Regions from separate parts of the Homo sapiens genome. Here region 2 is linked to region 1. A link is an interaction called in ENCODE POLR2A ChIA-PET data of the cell type or tissue named here. Cell type or tissue: PC-9. All regions are shown on one strand. Each heading gives the region's core, and the rest is flanking DNA. Links, peaks and the distances in the headings are about the cores only. Region 1 overlaps SLC12A4 (solute carrier family 12 member 4). Region 2 holds the start of NFATC3 (nuclear factor of activated T cells 3).

What was found. ChIA-PET counts read pairs that join two places held together with the same protein. Peaks named below come from ENCODE experiments on the same cell type or tissue, not always from the same donor. Only the 100,000 strongest peaks of a DNase experiment are listed, where the experiment ranks them.
Region 2: POLR2A ChIA-PET joins it to region 1 with 10 read pairs; 8 of 35 experiments call an interaction of 5 or more read pairs at or near these places.

The regions. Positions count from the first base shown.
Region 1 is chr16:67,951,907-67,962,304 of GRCh38, reverse strand. SLC12A4 (solute carrier family 12 member 4) reads left to right here. Exons shown (of 24, transcript NM_005072.5): 3 at 599-730; 4 at 4,261-4,407; 5 at 4,509-4,563; 6 at 7,532-7,662; 7 at 9,880-10,121; 8 at 10,268-10,398. Among named protein-coding and RNA genes, the nearest start is that of SLC12A4, 12 kb to the left of the region's middle. RefSeq lists an enhancer at 2,031-3,230. In PC-9, for the core only: no CTCF peak of the experiment used is centred there; no DNase peak of the experiment used is centred there.
Region 2 is chr16:68,070,664-68,086,411 of GRCh38, reverse strand. It overlaps DUS2 (dihydrouridine synthase 2), which reads right to left. Exons shown (of 17, transcript NM_017803.5): 12 at 15,304-15,472; 13 at 12,257-12,378; 14 at 10,908-11,057; 15 at 9,693-9,780; 16 at 7,894-7,967; 17 at 7,092-7,663. The coding sequence ends at 7,426. NFATC3 (nuclear factor of activated T cells 3) reads right to left here and starts at 1,042. Exons shown (of 10, transcript NM_173165.3): 1 at 628-1,042. The coding sequence starts at 730. RefSeq lists enhancers at 376-435, 1,486-1,565, 10,981-11,090 and silencers at 486-755, 916-1,205. In PC-9, for the core only: no CTCF peak of the experiment used is centred there; a DNase peak (open chromatin) is centred at 1,141; H3K4me3 peaks cover 1,867 bases; H3K27ac peaks cover 989 bases.

The DNA.
Region 1 (10,398 bases), core at 2,115-10,114:
CCTTGGCCCAGCCCCGCCTGAGGATGGGCTGGAGGATCAGGATCCCATCTCCGCGATTGATGTGGGTACTTGCAGGACTGGGGTCAGGGGAAGACCATCCAGGGAGATCAGGGTTTGGGCAGACAAGGGAGACTTCACTTGTCCCAGACATCACTCTTTTGCCCTCTTTGGTTCCCTGAGGTGACTAGAGTGGCTTTTTTGTGGGGAGGGTAGGCGTGAGTCCTAGAGGTGCAGCCATAGCCAGGAGGTGGCTGGGCAGAGCAGGCAGGATGAAGTATGCCATTGCCCCCCTGCCAGCCGTGTTCTTCCCTGCCCTCTCTCCCCTGAGGCAGGTGGTTTTCACAAATGGGCTGGCAGTGATTGTAGCCAAGGCGGGGTAGAGAGAAGCAGCCGCGGGGCTGGGCCTTTGAGTGCCACGTGCTGGGGTGTGGTGTGCACACCTGTCCAGTTGGATGGCTTGGACTTCCCCAGGTAGGAACTGGGATCAGGCCCAGGCCTGTCTCAGGGCTTGGAACAGGGCCAGGGACCAGGCAGCTGGCTCCACACAGCTGGCACCCACCTGGCCCAATGCCATCTTGCCCTGTGGCTCTGTTTGCAGGAAGAGCTGGACATCCGCCCAAAGGTATCGTCTCTTCTGGGAAAGCTCGTCAGCTACACCAACCTCACCCAGGGCGCCAAAGAGCATGAGGAGGCCGAGAGTGGGGAGGGCACCCGCCGGAGGGCAGCCGAGGTGAGCTGGTTGGGGCGGCAGAGGGGCCACACCTGGGAAGACAGACACAGCACCATGGAATTGACTGTTTCCCCACATGGTGGTGAGCACACTGGGGGAAGTGGGTGCCAAGCATAGTGAGCAGGGAGGATGGGCACTGAATGCCTTGTCTCAGGAGGCTTTAAGAAGTGACCTAATGAGAATCCCCCCGGGGGGCAGAGGGCCAGGGAGCCCCTCAGGAATGACAGCAGGAGACACAGCTGCCTGTACTCAGCCTTTACTGTGTGCGAGGTACCACACCAGGCCTGGGTTCTCATATGTCATCTGTACAACAAAACCAAGAGGCAGGTGCTTACTATCATCCCCATTTTTCAGACAAGGAAATAGTGTCAGGGACATTAAGGAACTTGTCTAAGGTGACTGAGCTAGACAAGATCAATGTGTAATGCTGGGAGATGGATTCGTAGATTTTATGGGAGACAGATTTGTGGGATATGTAACTATGCAAAATGCCAGATCAGTGACATTGTGTGAGGCTGGCTAAGAGTGTTGCCCTTGGAGCCAGGAACCAGGTTGTCTCTCGGAGGTCATGCAATCCAGAGCAAGTCACAAACCCTCCTGCTGCTCGCAGTGTTGGCCCAAGGCTCTATTGGCAGAAGCCTCCAACAACCCCCTGGGTTCCTTGAGTGCCAGTGTCAGGGGACATGTGTATGTGATCGGAGCCTGATGCTGCCTTGTGGGGCTTTCCTGTCCCACTTTTTGGTCACTAATCCAGTTCTCTGGCCCTTCAGCCCTCTTCTCTTTGGGGTGACTGTTACCTCTTTGCCTAGCTCCTCTGTGTCATTGCGGCTCAGTGTAGCTGAGGGCTGGGGATTTTTCTACATTTTTCATTTGGAGGCTAGGGACCCTCCCTCTCCACACACTGACTCCCTGAGGTTTGGGAAGCAGTGGTGTTTTAAGAGGAGCTGACGTCTGGCACTGGCTGTAGTATTCTCAGAGGTCGGCACAAGCAGAAGGCGCTCCTGGCTGGGATAAGCCAGGCCTGCAGCCTCACACCTGGTCGTGAGATTTGGGCCTTTCTGGGGTGGGGCCAGCAGAGAAGGTAGACCCCACTGAAGCGCGTCTCTCACCTTGCCCTTCAGGGAGGCAAACCAGCCCACACTTCAGAGAGGGCAGCTGATACCTTGAGGTCGCACAGACCTGACCCTGACCCTGTGCAGCCAGGTGTGACTAGATAGCAGAGAACCCTAACTGCGTCTGGCCATGTCTGTCCAGCACTGCAGGGGTGTCTCAACCTCTGAGAGTGCTCTGCCCACAGTGGGTGACAGGATCCTTAGGTCAGAGCCTCATCCTTGTCCCTTCAGGCCAAGCCAGGGAGCTGGTGGCGGGGAGTGAAGAGGCCCCTGAGAACGGCTAGTGCACATCTCAGCAGGAATGTGGGAGGGATGCCTGGGCCAGAGAGAGCCCATCATCCCTTGGCCCAATGGGGAACCCGTGAGGATGCTTAGCTTAGCTATCCAGCTTACCTGGCCACAGGGTAAGGATGGGAGAGGGTGACTGGGTGTCTTAGCTGCAGTAGTTTTTTCATGGAAGAAGGAGGAGCTGGGTCAAGTCTTTAAGGAGTCAGTAGGAAGTTAGGGATCTGGGGCTGCTGAGCTGTGGTCCTCACCCAGGGCAGGCCCGAGCAGGGGCCTCGGAAAAGGAAGGCTTGAAGCAGGAAGGGTGGGCCTCCGACCAGACCATGCCAAGACCCAAAGCAGCCTCTCCCCAGCAGCTGCTCCAGCTCCAGCACCGGCTTGATGACCTTCTGAGGCTGCCAGAGGTTATTTGGGGATGCAGAAAGCATTTCCGGCCCACCCTGCCCTTTCCCACACTGTCCTTTTCTTAGAGTGACTCAGCCTGGGATGGGGGTGGGACTGGGAGCTCTTGCTGTCGCTATTCTGTGGGTGGCATCCTCTGAGAAGGGCTCAGACAAAGCCCAGATGAGGGGGATCCGTCCCCTGCACTGCTCCACGCAGGACAGGTTGAGGAGCCATTTGTTTTTGCTGAGGCTCTTCTGAAGTCCTTTAGGTCGCTCACAGGTCTTGCCCCAGGCCAGGACCCTTCAGGAGGGGCATTAAGGAACTTGTCTAAGGTGACTCAGCTAGACAAGATCATGGCCATGGAGTTCTCTTCTCCCTAGCTTCAGGGCAGCACGGGCACTGTCTCGTGGGTCTTCCCTGTCCCCTCTCCCCGTATGATTTTCACTAATCTAGTCCTTTGGATCAGTGAGGAGGCTTTGCTGGGGCTCCAGTGGAAGCTGTCAGGGCCACACTTCGGAGGCTGCACTCTTGGGGGCTCAGTGCCTCAAAAAGATGTCAGCCAGCCTCTGTGCTCTCAGCCTCTGCCCTGGCCTCCTGGCTGGCCCCTACTCTGCCCTGAGTTGAGAAAGCCTGCCTGGATTTGCGTATTAGATCTTCCTCACCTGCCCTACAGCCTGAGCACTTTCTCTGTAGGATTTTCCCAACAGGATGTCCCAGGGGCTTCCAAAGCACCACTCACTGGGTTCAGAAGCACCTTTTGGGTACCTGCAGGGCCTGCTGGTGATAGAACCATAAACAAGCCAAGCCTGCCCTAATATAGTAACAAAATATACAAGCACATTCTGTTACCATGACCTGTAGTGACCACTGTGATAGGGAGTATCAGATGCCAAAGGAATGTGAGAGGGAGAACCAACTCCACCTGAGGCAACCTTCGGACATCTTCCCGAGAGAGGTAACAGTTTCACTGAAGAGTTTGCCAGGCCGTGAGGCAGGGCCGACTCTCCCAGGCAGAGTCCAGCACATTCTCAGGTTCGCAGAATCTGAGGGACCCATGTGGTCAGGGGCTGGAGCTAATAAGAGAGGTGATGGGACACATCTGGTGGCCCAAGCCAAGGAGTTGGACGGCACACTGGATTACAAGACAACAGAGGGTTTTCAGCATGGGTGATGAGATTAGACTTGCTTTCAGAGACCTACTATAGCAGCAGAGTGGGCTGGAGTGTGGAGAGGTTGACAGGCTCAGGAGGGTACCACCCAGGTGCCCCAGGTTCAAGGGACTAAGGCTGGGACAAGGCAGGCTGATCTCAGGGCAGCAGGGAGACAGACTGGGTAGGAGTTAGTGTCTACCGGGACTAGAGTTGGGGGTTGAGAGGGAGGGCCAGGGATGACTTCTGGGACTTTGGCTTGGGTGACTTAGGGCCTGCTGGGTGAGAAGGTGGAGATCTGAGACAAACCTCTCTTTCTAGAAGTTTAACAGAAGAGAGGAAGGGAAGGAGGCAGTACCTTGAGAGAGAGTTAAGGTTCCAAAGTTCAATGTGGGTTTTTAAAAAGAATCAGGTTTTACACCTTCCCAGACTCAACTGTCTTCCTATATGAAAGTCAATAGAGACATCCTAGCTGTCACCCCTACTCTCTGTGTTCCCTGGGGCCCCACTGGGGGAGGGGGCCTGCTGAGTGACTAGGGCTGACTCTCCATGGTGCATCCCTCTGATGCTCTACTCGCCCCCTCCCTTTGTGTTCGCATAGGCACCCAGCATGGGCACCCTCATGGGGGTGTACCTGCCCTGCCTGCAGAATATCTTTGGGGTTATCCTCTTCCTGCGGCTGACCTGGATGGTGGGCACAGCAGGTGTGCTACAGGCCCTCCTCATCGTGCTTATCTGCTGCTGTTGTGTGAGTGTCCTGGCGTGGGAGGGTTGGGCTGGGCATGGGCCACGGCTGCCCCCACAGAGCCCACCCAGCTGAGCCGCTCACCCAGGCCCTCCTTCCCACAGACCCTGCTGACGGCCATCTCCATGAGTGCCATCGCCACCAACGGTGTGGTTCCAGGTCAGTGAGCGCCACCCAAGGCCTGGTGGAAGAGAAAAGGACCCAGTATCTGCCTTGACCTACCTGGGAACCCCCATAGCACACCCCTGCCCCAAGCAGTTCTGTAGTGGGCTCCCAATCCCTGATGCCAGGACAGTGCCCACGTAGGAGCTTTCCTGCTTGACAGAGTTGGAGAGTGCCATTGTGGTTTTTGTTAATATAAAAGCAATACCAAAAAAGAAAAAAAAAGGGCAATGTATGTTTACTGTAAGAGGGTTTGAAAGTGCAAAAAAAGGCCAGGCGCGGTGGCTCATGCCTGTAATCCCAGCACTTTGGGAGGCCGAGGTGGGTGGATCACAAGGGCAGGAGATCGAGACCATCCTGGCCAACACGGTGAAACCCCATCTCTACTAGAAATACAAAAAATTAGCCGGGCGTGGTGGCGGGCGCCTGTAGTCCCAGCTACTCGGGAGGCTGAGGCAGGAGAATGGCGTGAACCTGGCAGGCAGAGCTTGCGGTGAGCCGAGATTGCACCACTGCACTCCAGCCTGGGCGACAGAGCGAGACTCCGTCGCAAAAAAAAAAAAAAAAAATTAGCCAGGCATGGTGGTGGGCACTTGTAATTCCAGCTACTTGGGAGGCTGAGGCAGAGAATAGCTTGAACCCAGGAGGCAGAGGTTGCAGTAGTGAGCCAAGATCATGCCACTGCACTCCAGCTTGGGTGACAGAGCAAGACTCCATCTCCAAAATAAATAAATAAATAATAAAAAAGTGCAGAAAGGTATAGAATGGAAAATTAAAAGCACCCATAATCCCACCATCCTGAAATCACTACTGTTCGCCTTTTGGTATATATAAGTCTTAGGGTCTTATGAAGTATTGCACACGCACACTCTATTTACATAAATTGTATATATATATATATATATGTGTGTGTGTGTTTGTGTGTATTTCCCAAAAGTATATGTGTGTATATATACATATGCATTTATGTGTATATGTTTACGTGTGTATGTGTGTGTGTATGTTTCCCAAGTGTTGAAAACAGTTTTTTGATTTTGGTTTTTTGGGTTTTTTTTGAGACAGAGTCTCTCTCTGTCACCCAGGCTGGAGTGCAGTGGCATGATCTCAGCTCACTGCAACCTCCATTTCCCAGGTTTAAGCAATTCTAAGTGATTCTCATGCCTCAGCCTCCTGAGTAGCTGGGATTACAGGCGACCACCACATTTTTGTATTTTTAGTAGAGACGAGGTTTCACTATGTTGGCCAGGATGGTTTCGAACTCTTGACCTTAACTGATCCACCCACCTCTGCCTCTCAAAGTGCTGGGATTACGGGTGTGAGCCACTGCACCCTGCCGAAAATGGTTTTTTGAAAACAGGATTCTCCATGGTACACCATAACCTAATTAATGTGATTATTCTCCTGCCTGTGGGTTCCACTTTTTCACCATTGTATACATTGTTGTCATGAACATCCTTGAACATGAATCTTTGTTCATGCCCCAGCAGTTCCCTTAGGAGAGGGTCCTGGAGGTGGATTACGGCATGAAAAAGATTGACTTTTCGTTTATTTATTTATTTATTTATTTTGAGACGGAGTGTGTCGCCCAGGCTGGAGTGCAGTGGCACGATCTCAGCTCACTGCAATCTCCACCTCCCAGGTTCAAGCGATTCTCCTGCCTCAGCCGCCCGAGTAGCTGGGATTACAGACATGCACCACCATGCTCAGCTAATTTTTGTATTTTTAGTAGAGATGGGGTTTCACCATGTTGGCTAGGCTGGTCTCAAACTCCTGACCTCAAGTCATCTGCCTGCCTCAGCCTCCCAAAGTGCTGGGATTACAGGCGTGAGCCACTGTGCCCAGCTGACATTTTTTTTTTTTTGAGACGGAGTCTCACTCTGTCGCCAGGCTAGAGTGAAGTGGCATGATCTCGGCTCACTGCACCCTCTGCCTCCCAGGTTCAAACGATTCTCCTGCCTCAGCCTCCTGAGTAGCTGGGACTACAGGTGCACACCGCCACGCCTAGCTAATTTTGTATTTTAGTAGAGACGGGGTTTCATCGTGTTGCCCAGGCTGGTCACGAACTCCTGAGCTCAGGCAGTCCACCCATCTCAGCCTCCCAAAATGCTGGGATTACAGATGTGGGCCACTGCACCCGGCCTTTTTTTAAAAATGTATATTTTTATCATTTCCTTTTTTTAGTAGAGACGGGGTCTCGCCATGTTGCCCAGACTGGTCTGGAACTCCTGAGCTCAAGCAATCCACTCACCCCAGCCTCCCAAAATGCTGGGCTTACAGGCATGAGCCACCACGCCCAGCCAAGATTGACTCTTTGAAAGAATTTCTTGATCCCTGTTCCCAGATTTTCACCAGAGACATTGTCTCAGCAGCAGATACAACCAGCAACATGAGATGACTCTTGTCCCCCTGTGCTTGTCACCCTGGGGCCTGGTCATGACTCTCTGAGTCTTTTAAGGGTGTTAGACTTTGATAGAAGCACAGATTCAGGGCAGGGAGCCGTGGACACTCACCTGGTGGCAGGCACTGTGCGGGGCCTTAGGGCCAAAAGGCTGGATGAGACAGTCCCTCCTCTGGTCTGGAGGAGTCAGACTAACAAAGGCACAGGCCTCAGGAGGGTGAGGTGGGCTGAGATAGGACACACCCAGCCAGAGGAGGCTGTGGGCTGTGCACAGGGCATTGGAGGATGGTGGCCAGTCAGCCACTGCTGCAGACTAGAGCTGCTCCCGCAAAGCAGTTATTTCCACGGGCCGTGCTGGACATTCGAGTCAGATGGGGATAGGATCGAATGTCAGCCTAGATGCTTACCCACCGTGCAGCCCTGGGTAGGTCTCCCAGCCCCTCTACTCATCCACAAACAGGAAAAGCAGTCCCTGTCCCTCTGGGTGGTTGTGCAGGCTTGTCACAGGGAGACCCCTTGAAGAAGAACCAGCCTTGACCTGTGCACACTTTCATTTCTCTGCTGTAGCTGGGGGCTCCTATTTCATGATCTCTCGTTCACTGGGGCCAGAATTTGGAGGTGCTGTGGGCCTGTGCTTCTACCTGGGAACAACATTCGCAGCAGCCATGTACATCCTGGGGGCCATCGAGATCTTGCTGGTGAGTCAGGCTGAGCCCTGGCCAACTCTGGCCATGTCCAAACAGTCCCTTTGGACTCCAAACAGAAGGCTCAGGCTGTTCATCCCCACATGTCTGGCCAAGGCCTGGGTATTATAAAGTAGGAAGCCTCTTCGAGAGACAAAGACCTTTACTCAGGCTGGTCTTCCTTTCACCTCCATGCCAGTTTGGGCCAGGCAAGGCAGAGGCCTGGCTGCCTTCACCTCGGCCCTGGATGTTCCATCCACCTGGGCACCATTGCAGCCATGGCAAGGGTTCCAGGAACTGTTGTATTCAGCTCAGTGACAGATCTTGGTGGTGATGTAGGCTTCCTTCTGGGCTTGTGTGAGCTCTGGCCAGCTCTGTGTCCTCCGGGGCTCTGTGCCAGGGCACTTCAGATCCACCTTCTCCTTGTCCTTCAATCAGGGTAAGCAGCCACAGAACCCTGCTGGAGGTCGGCGCTCCCTCCACGAGCCCCATGGGAGCTCTGTCAGCCTCAGCTTCTCATTCCCCAGTGAACTGCCGTACCAGTGGGAGAAGAGGCAAGGAGCTGCGGGAGGCATGGGGTGACAGGTGCCCGCCCCTGGGGATCCAGAGGGTAGGAGATACCTGGAGGGACTGCCTGGCTGTTCTTGTCTCCAGGTCCTCTACCTGCAGCAGGACCCTGCACCTGAATCTTCTGATTTGGGGGGGCTTTGGCTTGTTTTCATTTCTCATATCCCTTCTACATTCATTATGTGGGATTTGTCCCTTCTCCTGTTTATCTATTCAGCCATGTCATTATATCTGTATGGACTTCTGGATATTTACTTTATTCTTTGGGTTGTAATCCAATACTATCATTATTTATTTTCTTGCTCAAACTGTTCCACTTTGGCTATTTAACGATTCAGGTTGGCATCTATGTTTGGATCCTTTTTGTTTGCTTGTTTTTAAGTAACAGCTTTATTAACATATAATTTACATACCATGCAATTCCCATACCAATTTATATACCATTGAAAGTGTACAATTCAATGTTTTATAGTATATTCACAGAGTTGCGCAGTCAATTCTAGAACATTTTCATCATCCCAAGAACCCCCATTAGCAGTCACTCTCCATTCCCCGCCAGCCCTGGCAACCAGGAATCTGCTTTCTGCCTTGGGATTTGCCTATTCTGGGCATCTCATATAAACAGAATCATATAATATGTGACCTTTTGTGACTGGCTTCTTTTAGGTACTCTTATTTTTTATTTTTATTTATTTATTTGTTTTGAGATGCAGTCTCACTCTGTCGCCCAAGCTGGAGTGCAGTGGCATGATCACAGCTCACTGCAATTTCCGCCTCCTGGGTTCAAGTGATTCTCCTGCCTCAGCCTCCCGAGTAGCTGGGATTACAGGCTCATGCCACCACGCCCAGCTAATTTTTTGTATTTTAGTAGAGATGAGGTTTCACCAAGTTGCCTGGGGTTGTCTCGAACTCTTGAGCTCAGGCAGTCGGCCTCCCAGAGTGCTGGGATTATAGGCATGAGCCATTGCGCCCGGCCTATTCATTTATTTTTTTGAGACAAGGTCTCACTCTGTCACCCAGACTGGAGTGCCGTGGTGTGGTCTCTACTCACTGCAACCACCACCTCCGAGACTGAAGTGATTCTCCTGCCTCAGCCTCCCGAGTAGCTGGGATTACAGGCGTGTGCCACTACTACCAGTTTTTGCACCACTAATTTTTGTATTTTTAGTAGAGATGAGGTTTCACCATGTTGGCCAGGCTGGTCTCAAACTCCTGACCTCAAGTGATCCACCGCCTCAGCCTCCCAAAGTGCTGGGATTACAGGCGTGAGCCACGGCGCTGACCTATTTTTTATTTTTTTTTGAGACGGAGTCCCCCTCTGTCACCCAGGCTGGAGTGCAGTGGTGCGATCTCTGCTCACTGCAACCTCTGCTTCCTGGATTCAGGCGATCCTCCTGCCTCAGCCTCCAGTTGCTGGGATTACAGGCACGTGCCACCACGCCCGGCTAATTTTTAGTAGAGATGGCGTTTCCCCATGTTGGCCAGGCTAGTCATGATCTCCTGACCTCAAGTGATCCCCCACCTCAGCCTCCCAAAGTGCTGGGATTACAGGCGTGAGCCACTGCGCCCGGCCTCTTTTAGGTACTCGTAAAAAGAAAACCAAAACGACAAGTTTCACTTTCCAAATAAGAAATAAAACCCTCCTTATCCATCTTCTTGTTTCAGACCTACATTGCCCCACCAGCTGCCATTTTTTACCCATCGGGTGCTCATGACACGTCGAATGCCACTTTGAACAATATGCGTGTGTATGGGACCATTTTCCTGACCTTCATGACCCTGGTGGTGTTTGTGGGGGTCAAGTATGTGAACAAATTTGCCTCGCTCTTCCTGGCCTGTGTGATCATCTCCATCCTCTCCATCTATGCTGGGGGCATAAAGTCTATATTTGACCCTCCCGTGTTTCCGTAAGTAACCCAGGAATTTATCTGGGCATTGCATGGACATCCCTCCCATGTAGCCAGCCTTTGATGCCCCAGATCCCAGAGACTGCAGGGTGGGCACAGGCAGGGGCTTTGACCTGAGCAGGTGCCGGTGCTTCTGTCCCTCACAGGGTATGCATGCTGGGCAACAGGACCCTGTCCCGGGACCAGTTTGACATCTGTGCCAAGACAGCTGTAGTGGACAATGAGACAGTGGCCACCCAGCTATGGAGTTTCTTCTGCCACAGCCCCAACCTTACGA
Region 2 (15,748 bases), core at 1-8,000, 130 kb before region 1:
AAAAAGCAACCCACTATTAAAAAAAAAATCTTCCGGAACACTTTATTCAAGTAAGGAAATCCAGTTTCCAGAAAAGTCCCGTTACAGTTACACTTCGAATTAATTGTGGGTCATAAACTTGCACGAGTGGACGTTAACTCGAAAGCATTACTCTTCTAGCAAAGTAGACTTAAAAAAACACGTGCCTGATTTTTAGAGGGGTCCTACCGTTGAAAAATAAGCATCTTTCAAACTAAAATTTCAAGAAACGACCTAGAATAGATGAAAAACCCAGTGCGCTAACAATTCACAGGGACAACATTTTCCTTGCAACACACTGGCAAAGCAACGACAACCAGACGCCACTTGGGCAGCAGCCCGGACCCTGGGCCTCCAAACCCCGATCGTCCCGGAGTCGAGTTCCCCACTAGTTTGCTTCCAGCCAAGCCCGCCACCACTTCCACGTCGCAGCGACCCACACGCCTCCTCAGCGATTTAAATCCGTTTTTAACTCACCACACACACGCGCGCGCACACACACACACAGGGTTATCGGTCTCCGGTCATCCAAGGGAACAGGGAGGGAGCGAGAGATCCTGCGAGCGAGAAGCGGGGTCGCTCCACGGTCCCGCCTGGCCCGGCACCCACCTGCAGGCCGCGAGCCCGGGGGCGGCGGCGCCGGCGCCCCGTCCTCGCCAAAGACGAGTTTGAAGTCGAGCTCGTCGTGGGCGCCACAGTTTGCAGTAGTCATCGGCGTGGCCCAGGGTGCTGCAGCTCCTCCTCAGGCGGCGGCGGCGGCAGCGGCAAGCGGCGGCAGCAGCTCCTCAACGCCGCTTCATGCCGGGCCGCGCGGGCCAAGAGGTCGCGACTCCACGGCAAACTTTCCGGGCGGGGCCCGCGACGCCGAGCGTTCCGTTCCGAAAGCTGGCCGCGCGCCGAGCAGCACCAGGAACCGCAGCCGCCCGCCACCGGTGCCTAAGCCTCCACTGTCGGCTTAGCCAATGTTCCCCGCCGCCCCCCCACAGTCGCCGCCACCGCCGCCGCGGGTGCGCTCTCGCGCCCTGCCGCGCGCCCGGCCCCGCCCCCTACGCGCGCCCACCCTGCCTGGCTGCCGATTGGCCACTAACACGGCGAACAGGCGCCGGGCCCCGCCCCCTCACAGGCCTATCGCGTAACTCGGTCTCCGCGAGAAGGAAGGAAGTCACGTGAACACGCAGGCGCCCCCCCCCCCCCCCCCGCAGAGCCCAGCTACCTCTCGGGAATTGTAGTTTGGCCTGTATTCCCCCGGCGATTCCTTCTAAACCAGACGAGAGAAGGCCGTTAGCCTCTCTAATTGGATAGGGGACCACCACCGGCCAATGCAGAAGACCCTTCTCCTCATTGGGCGGAGCTCATGTCGAGGAAGGGGTGCTGAAGCACTGAGGTTCTGGGTTCGGTGATGTGGGGGCGCATCGTGTTACTCCTGATGGCTGGCTCTAGGGAAGGCATCAGGGCCCCTCAGAGTTACCTGGACGCCGCCCACATCCTCATCCCCCCACCTCAACTTTAATGGCTGAGTCTCCAGAGGGCAGGGACCGGACCGAGAGTCCAGCTAGGTTGGGGTGGAACCGAAGGAGACAGATTGCGCGACAAGTCCGGACTCTGAGCTCGCGGTCGCCGCAGGCCCACCCTCTGCGGGGCGGAGCTTTCGCCCCGGTGGCTGCGCCTTTGTCCCCACTAGCGGGCCCCCGCAGCTGCTCCCTTGACAGCATGCGCGTTTGAGGCCTCAGCGAACCCCAATGGGCAGGGCCTGTCCCTTGCTGGAAGTTGAGTAGATTGAGCGGGAAAGCCCGTTGTGAGCTCGTGCCAATCACAGCTCTGTGCTCTCTGCATCCTGCTGCATATCCATGAAAGCGGGAGGGATGGAGCCGCCTAAATTGGGTGGCTGGCAGTGGAGAGGAAGTGACACTGCCTAAAGAACCGTTTTCGTGATCTGCCCCTCCCGAGCAAGCTAGCCTTCCCGAGATGGCCCAAGACGCCTCCTCCTGGGGTCTGGGGTGAAGGCCGTCCTTGGGGACTGGGAGCCTGGCTTGTTTACCTAAGGCTCCGCTGAGGCGCAAGGTGGACAGGGACGTGAGAGAAGTAGGGTGACCGCCTCCCCTAGCTCCGTGCCCCGGGCATAGGGCCCACAGGGCATAGCATCCCTAGATGCGCGTTGCTGGAGGAACCCAGGGCACTGTCAGAGGCTTGGGTGCAGGTGCGCCCAAAAATGCTGCCCTCTCAGAGGCTACAATAGGTTAAAAAAAAAGAGAGAAAAAAAAAAAAGAAATGCCGCTCTCGCAAGGCCTACAGCACATTCCACACCGCCCACAAAGGCCAGTGGGAAGAGAGGGTAAAGGGAAGCTCTTTGCCGAGGTCTCAATGTCTGGACTGACACTTGAGCTACCAGGGAGCCCTAGAGGGAGCCAAACTAGACCTTGGGTCAGGAAGACAGGGAATGTCCAGGGCATCCAAGACGTTCATCTTGTATTGCTTCATTTCTGCCCAGTGTTTTGTACCGGTACCTGTGCTGTTCCTGGGGATTCAGAGATAAAGTCTCCCTTCAGGGGTAGGGGAGAGGGGACCAGCAAATCTATAATTACTGTACAAAGAGATGAGGGTTGTGCCAGGAGCTCAGAGACAGTTCATAAGCCTGCTAGCTGCAGGGCCTTGACAGGGGTTAGTAGGAACCGGAGTGACAGACAAGAAGTGAGCAAGTTTCATTCCAGGCAGAGAACAGATTTCCAAAGACTTGATAACCATAAAGTAACCTGCAGTGGGCAGAAGCCTAAGGTGGGGCCGGATGAGTGGGCAGAATGCTGCAGGCCACTGCAAAGTGTCTGGACTTTATCCTGACGGCAGTAGGGAGCAGTGGAAGGACTTAGAGCAGGGGATTTACATGGTCAGAATTCTGGATGGATCACTAGATTCAACTGGGACAGGGGTGAATGAAGTCAGAGGGAGAAGATAATGTGGTCAAGGAGAGGGAACAACTGGCATTAGACGGGTGGACTATCCTTCCCAATAACCTGTCCTGCCTGCAAATCTCCAACCTTGAGGGCCTGAGTGTGGAACTTGGGGCCCAAATGCCACATCAGCTCTAGAGCCCTCTGCCTCAGGCAGGTTGCTGGCCCACCTATTTGTACCACATGTAACAGGATCCTGATACAGTATAAGGTCCCAGAGGCTTGGCCAGCTCATCTGAAGTCCCTCCAGACATGACTTCACCTAAATCATGGGATCAGCCATAGTCAGACCAGACAGCAGGCAGGAGGGAGACCCTGGGCTGGTCAGCCCCTCCACTGGGAAGGGACCACAGAGAAGCTGTAGATGGCTTGAAAAATTCAACCACTCATCAAATGCTCAGCTATGCATCTGTCTTCCCAGCCACTGAGCACCTGGAGAACACTTAGAACAGATTACATTGTAGGGAGGGTTTCTGATCTCACCAAGGAATGGTGAGGGCTGGGACAGGGATGGGCACCAACTGCAGGAAGAGAGTCACCATGTGTGTAAGAAAGTCAGCAACGGCTGGGAACTCTGCAGCCTGTGAAGGGGCCTGACCACACACATACACCGATATGTACATACTCTTTCAGCCCTTTGCCCCAGCTAGGGCCAGTATGTACCCCCATGAGCTCTTCTTCAGGCAGTTCCAAAGCTCCTGCAGGTCATCTGGACCCACCTTCAGCCCTCTGAGAGCCCTGTGAAACCAGGAGGCCCACAGGACCAGTGCAGTAGGTGGAACCCCAGGGTGGACAAGGGCTATGTGGGTCACTGTACAACCACTCTCTCCTGTATGAATGCCACCCAAGACTGGGAATTAGGGAAAGCCATCATTATCATCAGCTGCCACAGGACTGTTCCCAAGCACCCATTGTTGAAGTTCTTCAGTGCCCTCTGAGCCATGGGATGGTACAGTTTAGCCTGCCCCAGTCCCTTGTTCCCCATTAGGCAAAACAGGAGCCTCTGAGGAAATTCAGAGTTTAGAAAAGTTCTTCCTCTCCATGCCAAACATCCCCCTCATCCCAAGCTCTGGTTTGATTCTTCTGTGCCTGCTCCCCAGACCCATGCCAAGGTAGCCACAGGGGACACAAGGACTGCCCTTGAGCAGCTCCCAATCTGGGAGGAGAGGATAAGACCAGCCAACTACAATCTCAGAAAGTTAGTTGCTGAAGTCAGCACAGGGTGCTGAGAAGACAGGGTCAGCACTTTGTCCTCAAATGCCAGGCTGAGGAGTTTGGACTTGGTCCAGAGAGCAGACTTAAGAGACCCATGGAAGAGTTCTGAGCAGAGTAAACTGGAAGGACCCAAGTATCCAGAACTGAGGGTGGAAGAGATTCTTTGCACACAGCCCAGTCTTCTTGCTGTGGCCTTTGAGAGACCTGCCACCCTCTCCAGCCTTACTCATCCCTTCCTCTCATGCTCATATCAAAACCATTTGTCCCCCAAATGTGATGATCTAAGGGGAAATCCTCAATCAGGCTGGCTGGAATGGATGGATAAGTGTTGTGGCTACTAGCCCAGGGAGAGGTTTGGGAGTCTAAGTGGCCCAGTTTAAGGTGGACATGGTGAGAACAATGGGCAGAGCTTTCAGGCCTGACTGTCCCCCTCCACCCCCCAGTCAGTCCCATCCTTGGGCAGGTCACTTTGAGACCAGGAAAGGCAACACTGAGGTATGCTAAAGTGAGATCATTTGAGGATTAACATATCCAACCAGGATCTCTGCCAGACATCCTCAGTCACAGAATATATAGTAGACCCACCCCACCTTCCTCCCCTGTAAAGGATTCTCTCCCCAGTGCTTCCCAGGGCCCTCAAAGCCCCCACATTACAGCCTCTATCTTAATAGCAGACCTGAATCCCTGCCTCTCCTTCCCCAGAGCCCAGAAATGAACCTGACCCTGCCAGAGGAGGGGCTTCCCCCAGGGAAACCATACTGGTGGGAGAAGTGGCCTGAGATCAAAGCCCAGTTCCACTGGGGAGGTAGGTCTTAGGACTCAGTGACTTGGTGGGGGCGGGCAGCACTGCAGCCTCTGTCTGACCAGTTCCAGTTGGAGTATAAGAAAAGGCAAAGGGGGCATTTTTGTTTTTTGTTGTTGTTTTTTTGAGACAGGGTCTTGCTCTGTTGCCCAGGCTGAAACACAGTAGTGCCATCATGGCTCACTGCAGCTTCAACCTCCTGGGCTCAAGTGATCCACCCACCTCAGCCTCCTGAGTAGCTAGGACTATAGGCACGTGCCACCACACCCGGCTAATTTTTTTTTTTTTTCGAGACAGAGTCTCACTTTGTCGCCCAGGCTGGAGTGCAGTGGCATGATCTTGGCTCACTGCAAGCTCCGCCTCCCGGGTTCATGCCATTCTCCTGCCTCAGTCTCCCAAGTAGCTGGGATTACAGGTGCCCGCCAACAGGCCCAGCTAATTTTTTGTAATTTTAGTAGAGACAGGGTTTCACCATGTTAGCCAGGATGGTCTTGATCTCCTGACCTCGTGATCCGCCCATCTCGGCCTCCCAAAGTGCTGGGATTACAGGCGTAAGGCACCGCACCCGGCCACACCTGGCTAATTTTTATATTTTTTTGTAGACAGGGTTTTGGCACATTGCCCAGCAGGCTGGTCTTGAACTCCCAAGCTCAAGTGATCTACCCACCTCGGCCTCCCAAAGTGCTGGGATTACAGGTGTGAGCCACCATACCCAGCCAAAGGAGGCATTTTGATTGAGATTGTTTTTAGTACGAAAAATCAGAAATAGGCCAGGCGCAGTAGCTCATGCCTGTAATCCCAGCACTTTGGGAGGGTGAGGCGGGAGGACTGCTTGAGGCCAAGCATTCAAGATCAACCTGGCCAACATAGCAAGACTCTATCTCTATGAAAAAAAAAAAGAAGAAAAATCAGAAATAAATTGTGCCTAAAGCTTGGTGGCTGAGACTGGACCAAGCCTCAGTCTTTCTCCTGAGTGGAGCCCTTTCTCGGGGAGCACTGGTCTGGGAAGTCAGTTAGGGCAGCCTGGCATGGAATGACCCCATTAACCATGCAGAGTCCTATCAAAGGGCCAGCCTACTGTCCTCCAGCCAGCCTCACACAGGCAGAGGACAGCGGATCCCCTCTAAGAGGAGGGCCCTCAGGACAGAGAGGACTAGAAGTGAGTTGCCCAAGGTCAAACAGCAATGAGCTCTGGGAGGCAGTGGGTAGTGCGGTATCCTTATCTGCACACAGAAAAGCAAGCGTGGGTGGCAGGGGGGAGGGGGGCGGTGCTGGAACTGAGACAGAGGCCTCACCCACCAAACCCTAGACTCAGAGGCCAGCAGGGCCAGAGGCTGCTGGCTGGCACAGGTGCCTGACCCTGTGTTAAAGTTGCCACAAAACAGTAAAGCTCTGACACAGGGGAGATGTGGGAAATACAGCTTTGACCCAGAGGGGACTCCTCCCCTCCCCACTCCCCAATGGAGCCTGGAAAAAGGGAGGAGAAGCAGCATGTTTACAGCTGAGGAAGCGGGGGCAGGACAGGGCAGGGACCTTTGGTCAGAACGCCCCTCCCAGTAAGCGGGGGAGGCCCCATGAGATGCGGTAGCCGTTTGTTTGCTTCTCACTGCCAGGAGGAAATTAAAGAGAATCTGCCACTTCCTTCCGCCCCAAGTGGGATGAGGAAGGCGGGGGACGGGAGGGACTGTGTGGTGTGATCTGCCAAACATAAGGGCCCCAAATTGCTGTCATCAGCCGCCTCCAGTGCCCCACTGTCCAAAGCAGGCACCTCATCAGGTCTGAGACTCCAGGCAGCTGTCAGGCTTGGAGACTCTGGGGATCAGACCAACACTCCCCACCCCACTGGACTAGTCCCTTACTGCAGCACCAGTTACCCTAGTCTTTCTTCCAGATTCCATATCACCTCTCATCAGGACATACAATTGATGCCCAGTGTGTCAGGTGTACCATCAGTAGAATGGGCTTCTTGGGCCTTCCTAACTTGGCCCAAGTCCAGTGATACCCCATTCCCCACCTCTACCAGACCCACAGAGATGGGCAGGAGATCCACTTTGGAAAGCTCAAGCTCTGCACAGAGGGTGGGAGTAGAATCATGCCAGGACACAAGCCCATTTATGAAGATGCCCAAGGCTGAAGCAGCCAGCCGTGGGTGAGGGTAGGGGGTGTCTTTATTGCACAGTACCAATGTCAGGTTGGGGAGTTACCACCTGAAAAGCTCCTGTTTTCAAAGAGAACTTGACCCTGTCACTCAGATCCACCAAAGGGGCCAGGATCCACCCCTGGGCGGCCCCTGGTCCATGCTCTAGGCTGATGGCCCCTGCCAGGACATCTAACTTCTGCCAGGCAAGACCAGCAAACTGTTCAACGGCATCTGGTTCATGCTGTGGCATCCACAGCCACCTTAGCACCAGGCCCATGGAGGGGTGACTAAGGCAGGAAGAGTAGTCACCAGCCTTCCAGGGGGCTTTCTTCACCACTTCCCAAGGCCACAAAGGGCTTCTTGCACAGATCCCCAGGTTGTGCTAGCTCCTGAGCTCTGGGGCCCCCAGGGTCTTGGTCAGGAGCCTCCCTCTTTCGCTTGTGCAAGGAAGGGCTCTCCTCACCCAGCCGACCCTCAGGGAGGCCCTGGCTCCGCAGACAGACGATGGCTGCAGCCTGCTCCGCCAGTTTCTTGGACTTGTCCCTGAGCAGACAGAGGGCAATAAGGTGAGGGGCAGGGTGCAGGGCTATGAGGCCTGACTCTACACATCCTTGGCAGATTCTGACAAGACTGAGTAAGGGGTCACCATCCAGGGATGCCACTGCCCACATATACCATCTACCCAACCCTCCTAGGACAATGCTGGATGTGTGGGCAGAATGCCCACTCTCCGCCCCACCCCAAGCCTCCTCTCCTATGATAAGGAAACTTACCACAAGGTAGACTGATACTTTTGTTCAGCAACGGTGACAATAGAGGAGAACAGGCGATCTAGAGGGCGTTGAACCTGATACAAAGAGAAAAGGAATCACATGGCCAGAGAAATGAGCCCTGTAGGCCAAACTGCTGGGGTCAAATCAAAGGCAGATAAAAGGAAGTGTTTCCAACCTAAGTCAAATGAAGGCTGCCTGTATCACATGCTCCTCCCAAGCAAAAGTGCCCAGTGGAGAAAGGCACAAATACACAATGACCTCAAGTGTCTGGAGCTGTCACAGACCTAAGCAAAGCGCAGCAGAGCCCTTAGCTGCACATGACTATGGAGCCTCCTGCTGACATCTGGATAGGCCAGGTCCCCAAAATGAGGAGTCACCAGATGCCAAAAGGGTGAGAAGGGACAAGCTAGGAGCAGAGAAGGCACACGTGGCAGAGGGACCAGGTGACTTGGCTGGAGCAAAGGGCTGCAGGGATGAAACTGGAAGGAGCGAGGCACATGGAAGGGTCTCAGGCTCTATGCTGAGGTGCTGGCTTGATCCTTCAGATACTGGGGAGCTGCTGACTTGAGGAGACAGAAGTTAGATTTGTTCTGGAAAAGTCACTGTGGTGGGGGTGGGGGGGAGTGGGGACACAGACACAACCCCCAGAAGGTATAAGCCTTGAGGCCAGAAGACCAGTCCAGATGAGGCAGAGCAGCCTAAGGAAGGCATGGCTGCAAGGACCAAAGGAAGTGAAGCAAGCCTATCTCATGGTTTCCACCCCAGGGGCACCACATCTGGGGCTCAATTCTGTGCCCCATTGGCTGAGGCTTGATCCAAAAACATGTCTGGGCCAAGTGCGGTGGCTCACGCCTGTAATCCTAGCACTTTGGGAGGCCGAGGTCGGGGGATCATCTGAGGTCAGGAGTTCGAGACCAGCCTGGTGAAGATGGTGAAACCCCATCCCTACTGAAAATACAAAAAAGTTAGCCAGGTGTGGTGGTACCCACCTGTAATCCCAGCTACTCAGGAGGCTGACACAGGAGAATCACTTGAACCTGGAGGCGGAGGTTGCAGTGAGCCAAGATCATGCCACTGCACTGCAGCCTAGGCAACAGAGCGAGACTCCGTCTCAAAAAATAAATAAATAATTAAATAATTAAATAAAATTTTTAAAAAAGGCTCATGACCTATAATCCCAGCACTTTGGGAGGCTGAGGAAGGAGGACCACTTGAGCACAGGAGTTTGAGACCAGCCTGCCTGGACAACAAAGCAAGACCCCATTTATTTATTTATTTATTTATTTTGAGACAGGCTGGAGTGCAGTGGCATGATCTCAGCTAACTGCAACCTCTGCCTCCAGGTTTAAGCAGTTCTCTGCCTCAGCCTCCCAAGTAGCTGGGATTACAGGCGCCCACCACCATGTCCAGCTAATTTTTGTATTTTTAGGAAAACGGGGTTTCACCATCTTAGCCAGGCTGGTCTTGAACTCCTGACCTCGTGTTCCACCTGCCTCGGCCTCCCAAAGTTGTGGGATTACAGGCATGAGCCACCGTGCCCGGCTGAGACCACATTTCTAAAAAATAAAAAATAAAAATTAGACTCTGTTTCAAAAAAAAAAAAAAGAGAGATGTCTGGCTGAACTGGACAACAGGCCACTGTAAGAGGGGAGGGCTATCAGCAACTGACCTGGCCACCAGCAGCTTCTCCATGCCTACAGAGGTCAAGGCCAGGCTCCAGCCTGGCAATCTAGAGTTGAGGGTGTAAGCCATGGGAGTGCTGTGACTGGCTGCAGGGCAGGCCACAGCCAGGAACTCACCGTTTCATACACAGGCTGTGCCAACTTCTCCCTCCGGCACCACTCTAGTAGGCACATCTTAGGGGTGATCTGGGCTGGGTATGCTCTCCTGGGGAAAGGAAGGGAAGCAGTTGGGGTCACCCACCATCACCGCTCCCTCCCTCAGCCAGGGCACTACTCAGCTCCTGAAAGGAGCTGCAGAAATGAGAGGAACTGAGACACCGAGCTGCTGCCTTAAGGCTTCTGTACTTGCTCCCCTAGGCTCCCATTCTTGTCCTACCAGCAGCTTGGACCTGGGTTCTCCCTAAAGGGAAGATGAATTTTGGCATGCTCAAGAAATTGTAAGGGAAGGGGGAATGAACTCCCAGTACTCTGAGGTCCAGACTGGAAAAACAATGTTCAACATCCAAGAAGGAAGCTTGCCACTCAAGACAAGATTAGTAGGGAGTGGGTGGAGGTGGGCAATGGAGGTAGCCAGACAATGGTCTCGGGGATCTAGCTCAGCGCCCATCCTGATTCCGCCTGCCAAGTGTCATGATCATCTGCTGCAGCCATGGACACTTGGAATCTGGTTTCAGAGTCAGCCTGTGACAGGGTGACACAGTGACAGGGTGGGAGGGGTCATATTCCAACTTCCCAACTGGAACTCTCCCTGGCATCTGACTGCCCAACAGCTATTCCCCACCACCCTGCTCCCCCTCTCCACACCTCTGCCAGACAAGACTGGCTCCTGTCTGGTCCTGGGGACTGGAGAAAGGCTCAGATCCCAGAGGAGGGCACCATTCAAAGCTGAGTCACAATCTGAGGCGTAAGCAGCTTGAGAGAGCACCACAGAGCTGGTGAGGGGCACTGGGTGTGGGTAGGGGCTGCAGAGCCAAATGAGGGCTAGGGTCCTGCTGTTGTTTGAGGAGCTTCATGCCAGGAGCCAGTTCCTCAGGGCCTTGGAAAAGCACAGACTTTCAGGAACAGGAGACAAGTCCCCCCTGCCCTGAGTTGTGGGAGGCGGTAAATCAGGGAAAAAGTAGAGTTCAGTTATCCTTGGGACAGCCTTTCAGGGACTATCTCCCCTGAAAGCACCTTCTATGGGATGCTGAAAATTTAGAACGAGTTTCCAAACCAACAAGACCTGTGGTCCCTACGTTTGACATTAAGCACATACAGCAGCCAGTGTGCTGGCCCAGTGGGACCCCAAGGGTGCTGGCCCTAGCCCAAGCTGAGGCCAAGCTGGAGACCTACCGGTCAAACTTGACAGCCATCTTAATGACACCAGAGGTATCTTCAGCTGGCTCCCCTGTCTGCTCTGAAGTCTTGGCTGAGAGCCTGGCCTGCTGGGCATCCAGCTCCTGTGTGGTCTCCTCATAGAAGGCACCAAGGCCAAAGGCCTCACTAGGGAGGAAGAAGCAGATCAGAGCAAACACTTTAGCGGAGCCAGCATCCAGGGTACTGCAGGACCCCAGGGCCCCACCACTGAGAAACTCCTCTACCACATACACCAAAACACCACCGGGGCCTGGCCATCAGAATGTGCCCCCTGCCCAGCCCTGGGATTACTGTGGACTGGAAGATGGAAAGTGAATGTGAACCCAAGCGTGGACACTGGAGGGAGGCTGGGCTGGGTGGCAAAGGTTGTAAAGGTCACCCCCACCACCTGCAGCCTCTCTCCTGAGGGGAAGCACACAGATGGTATCCCCAGCCAGCCGTGACTGAGTTAACCAATGCTGATCAAGCACATGGGCCCATGGGAGGAAGAGACAGAGGCCTGACCACTAAGTGGTTCCCCACTTCCCGCCCAGCCACAGGCAGTTATACATGGGTCTCAGCTGACACTGAGGCACCACCCAGAGCTACAGAGTTATGTGGGGTAGGGACTGAACCAATGCCATAAGCCAAGGGTGGGAAGAGGGCTCTGGCAAAGGTTTTTCCCTTCTAGGAAACATCTTGAAGGCTGGAAGACTCAAACGAAGATAGATCCCCAATGGCAAAAGTGGTTCAGAAAGGCATCTATGTAAGAGGGAGGCTACAGATAGCTCACGTGAGAGGGAGAGAGCCTTCCAGGCAGACGACCCATTACAAGCACAGGTGTGGAGTTCTGGAAGCAGACAGGTAGACAGGGAGCTGTGGGGGCAGTGGCTAGGCCAGCTTGTGAAGGGCCTCAACTGTCAACCATCTGAGCTAGAGCTGCACCTGATCTAGAGAATCAACAGGTGGTCTCTCAAACTGCAGGGTGATGGATGTGAGTGCAGGCTCAAGGTAGAGGCTCCATGCTACAGCCCAATTCTCCTGACCACTGGTTCCTGGGGGCCTGGCCTGTGACTATCCCATTTATGGAAAATCCCCTTCCTTTGCATTCCTCTATCCTTCTAGTACCCTAGTTCCCAGAGCTCTGCTGATCCGTCCAGGGATGGGACGTTTCAAAGCTTTCAAAGAATCCCCTCCTGGGAGGCAAAGCTGTACCATCACTCCACTCCTCTACATCTACATCCAGAAGCTGTGTCCCTGGTCCCCTGGTGGAGTCAGCTTAGGGCTCAAAGTCAAACTTGGGCAATGCGTACAAGGACAGATGGACATCTTATTGTGCCTCTTACCAAATTTCCCGGGAAGACTGGGCAGCATGGAGCAACCTTCCCTGGGGCGACTCCAGCTGTTCTCGTAGCATCTGGCACAAGCAGTACTTGGTGTTGGTGTAGTGGTTGTCATACTGCACCGCCTGAGAAAAGAAATGACTTGCCTGATGCCCAGGCAGGCTCTAAGGCCTGGGCTATGCTCTGATGGCAGGGAAAGGAGCTCCAAGAAGGCACCAGAGATGTATGTGTAGCCAAGGCAATGTGACCCCCATAAGAAGAACCACCACTGGCCAGGAGCAGTGGCTCACATCTGTAATCCCAGCACTCTGAGAGGCCAATGCAGGAGGACTGCTTGAGGCTAGGAGTTCAAGAGCAGCCTGGGCAACGTAAGACTCAACTCTACAAAAATTAAAAAAAAGAAAATTATCGGCTGGGCACGGTGGCTCACGCCTGTAATCACAGCACCTTGGGAGGCCAAGGCGGGCGGATCACCTGAGGTCAGGAGTTCAAGACCAGCCTGACCAACATGGTGAAGCCCCGTCTCTACTAAAAATACAAAATTAGCTGGGCGTGGTGGCGGGTGCCTGTAATCCCAGCTACTCGGGAGGCTGAGGCAAGAGAATCGCTTGAACCCTGGAGGCGAAGGTTGCGGTGAGCCAAGATCGTGCCACTGCACTCCAGCCTGGGCGACAACAGCAAAACTCTGTCTCAAAAAAAAAAAAAAAAAGAAAAAGAAAATTAGCCAGGCATGTTGGCACACACCTGTAGCCATAGCTACTAGGGAGGCTAAGGCAAGAGGATTGCTTGCACCCAGGAGTTGTGGCTGTAGTGAGCTATGATCATGCCACTGCACTCCAGCCTGGGCAACAGACTGAGACCCTATCTAAAATTAAAAATAAAAATAAAAATAAATTAAAAAGCCACTTCGACCTTGGTCATCTACTCTTCCAGCTAGTGGTACAAAGCTTGAGGGTCACAGCCAAGGACCACGGTCAGAAACACATTCTCCTGGACAGCCTGACTGAGGTCTCGAAGTGCGGGAGCCCCTTCCTGCTTCAGCCACCACAGAGGACCTACTGCCAAGTATCTTCCAGGGAAGGGAGGGGAAACACACCAAATTCTGGCATGGCAGGTCCAGTGCCAGGAAAGGGGTGAGATTCTTCTATTCCTTCTAACCAGAATGGGCACCTTCCCTTCCCACATCTTGAATAGCCTCTAACTTCCCCCTACGTGGGTAAAACACAGCATCATTTAGTTCACATGGGTTACTCATGACTACATTTATCTATACAAGTGTGAGGTGCAACTGTCACCATCACTCCACAGACCGTGAAATGAAGGCTCAGGGAGGCAAGATGACTGACTGCCTGGGACACCCAGTGGAAGTCGGCTGGCTAGAGGTAGGGCAGGAGAGCAGTATTGGGTGAAGGTGGCCTTCCCCAGCCCTCCAGGACACCCTCCCATCCCCCACCCCCTATGCTGCTCTAGTAACTCCACGTGGGCCTATGACTTCAGTGGCTGGGAAAGTGCCACGGCACGCTCAGGACAAAGTGGGAAGTAAGTCGGGGCGCCCCGGCTGGTGGCAAGTCCTTGACTCAGCTTGTCTGGGAAGAAGGCACCTGGCTGGACCAGAAGCAGCCCTGCCTATGCTTGAAAGCCGCTCCCTTTCTCTGTGATAGCACACCCTCTTGAGGAGCTGCCAAGAGATGGCTCAGCAGGAATGATAATATCACCTTTCACCCAGTGAGCAAGCTCAGCACTGTTCAGCACGTCTTCTTGGCCAGACTTGCCAGCTGGCCAAAAAGCTGGATAGCTGACCTGGGCTGGGGCAAGCCCTCCCTTGCCATGGAGCTATCCCAGACCATTGGAGAGCTGGTGGTCACCAACTTGCCCAGCAGGACACCAGAACCAGGGAGTGAGGGCTGCAGCATTGAACAGGAAATAGGACAAAGGCTGCCCAGCTCTGGACGCAGACCTCAGGGCATCTTACCATCCTAGCTTGCACAGCCATGGAAACACTCACATACCATGGCAGCCACAGGCACTCCTAGGCAGGTATGAACCCTAGGACTGAAGAGGAGGGTGGAACTCTGCTCTGGGCAAAGACTGCACCCTCTGTTCAGACCCAATTCACTGAAGAATTTGAGGACCACTCACTGTCTCTCCCTGCAGACATGTGCAGCTGATCAGAGTCCCACAGAGTTCCAGGGTTGTGCCAAAGAGATAAGGCAAGTGAACTCTTCATTTTCTTTTATAGGGATATGCCCTTGGCACTACCATCAACCTCTCAATGAGAAGAAACTGGTTTAGAAAAGGCCATTCCCAGCCTGGGCAACATAGGGAGACCTCATCTCTATTAAAAAAATAAAAAATTAGCTGAGTGTTGTGGCACATGCCTGTAGTCCCAACTACTTGGGAGGCTGAAGCAGGAGGATCACTTGAGCCCAGGAGGTCAAGACTGCAGTGAGTCATGATTATGCCACTATGCTCACACCTGGGCAACAGAGCAAGACCCCATCTCAAAAAAAAAAAAAAAAAGCTATTCCCTAAGTAGAGGGTTATGCTTAAAGCATTCTGGAATTAGCAAGAGAAAAGTTTTAGAAATTATTTCGACTGATGAGTCAAATCAGGTGAGAAATTTCTCAATTGCTCCTCTTGGCTGTGGCTGCTCCTGAGCCAACCTATAGGCACATATGCCTTTGATGATGCAGAACCCACAGTCCACGTGCATATGCCTCTGTATGTGCAGCGTGTGAGAAAAAGAAAGATATATATCATGTGTTCGGGGTTCCAACAGCATCCTGGATCTAGAAGGTTCTTGCTATGACCTGCAAACCTCTGGAAGCTTTAGGAGATGGTAGGGGTATGCCCCCCAGCATCCTCTCTTAGCATTGCAGCTGGGGAGACCGAATAAAGCAGTGAGCTAGTGCAGCTACACTACATGAGCTAAAAAGAAAAGGAGAGGAACAGCAAGCACAGCTGGCAGCTGGGGGCTCACACAAAGTGCTCTCTGCAGGAGTGTGGTAGACAGTGAGAAATGCTTGTTTTGAAAAAGTACAGAGACGTACGTATCTGATGTATTTCTGCATGACCTCCTCCAGGGGCCGCAGACCCTCCTTGAGGAAGATAGATGGGTTCCACATGGCTGCTCGGGCCACCATCACGGAAGAGGCTGCCGTGGCTTGTCGAAAGTCCTCTATGTCCGAATACTGTTGGATGTGGTCATGAGATCCTCCGCTAAAAAGCAACCAGAGGGTTAGGGGTGTCCCCATCACGGAACCTATCAGCATTTTCAGAAAAAGTCAGCTCTCAGATCTGCCACTGATTAACAATGTGAATTTGGCCAAGTCCCTTCAGCTATCAGAGCTTCAGTAAAGTGGATATTAGAATCCATATCCCATTATGAAGTTAGGAGCACTAACTGAGATAATACATGTAGAGTGCCTGGCACTTAATAGGTAATCCAGGAAATTTACTTTCCTTGCCCCTAATCTAAAACAGTGGCTACAGCCA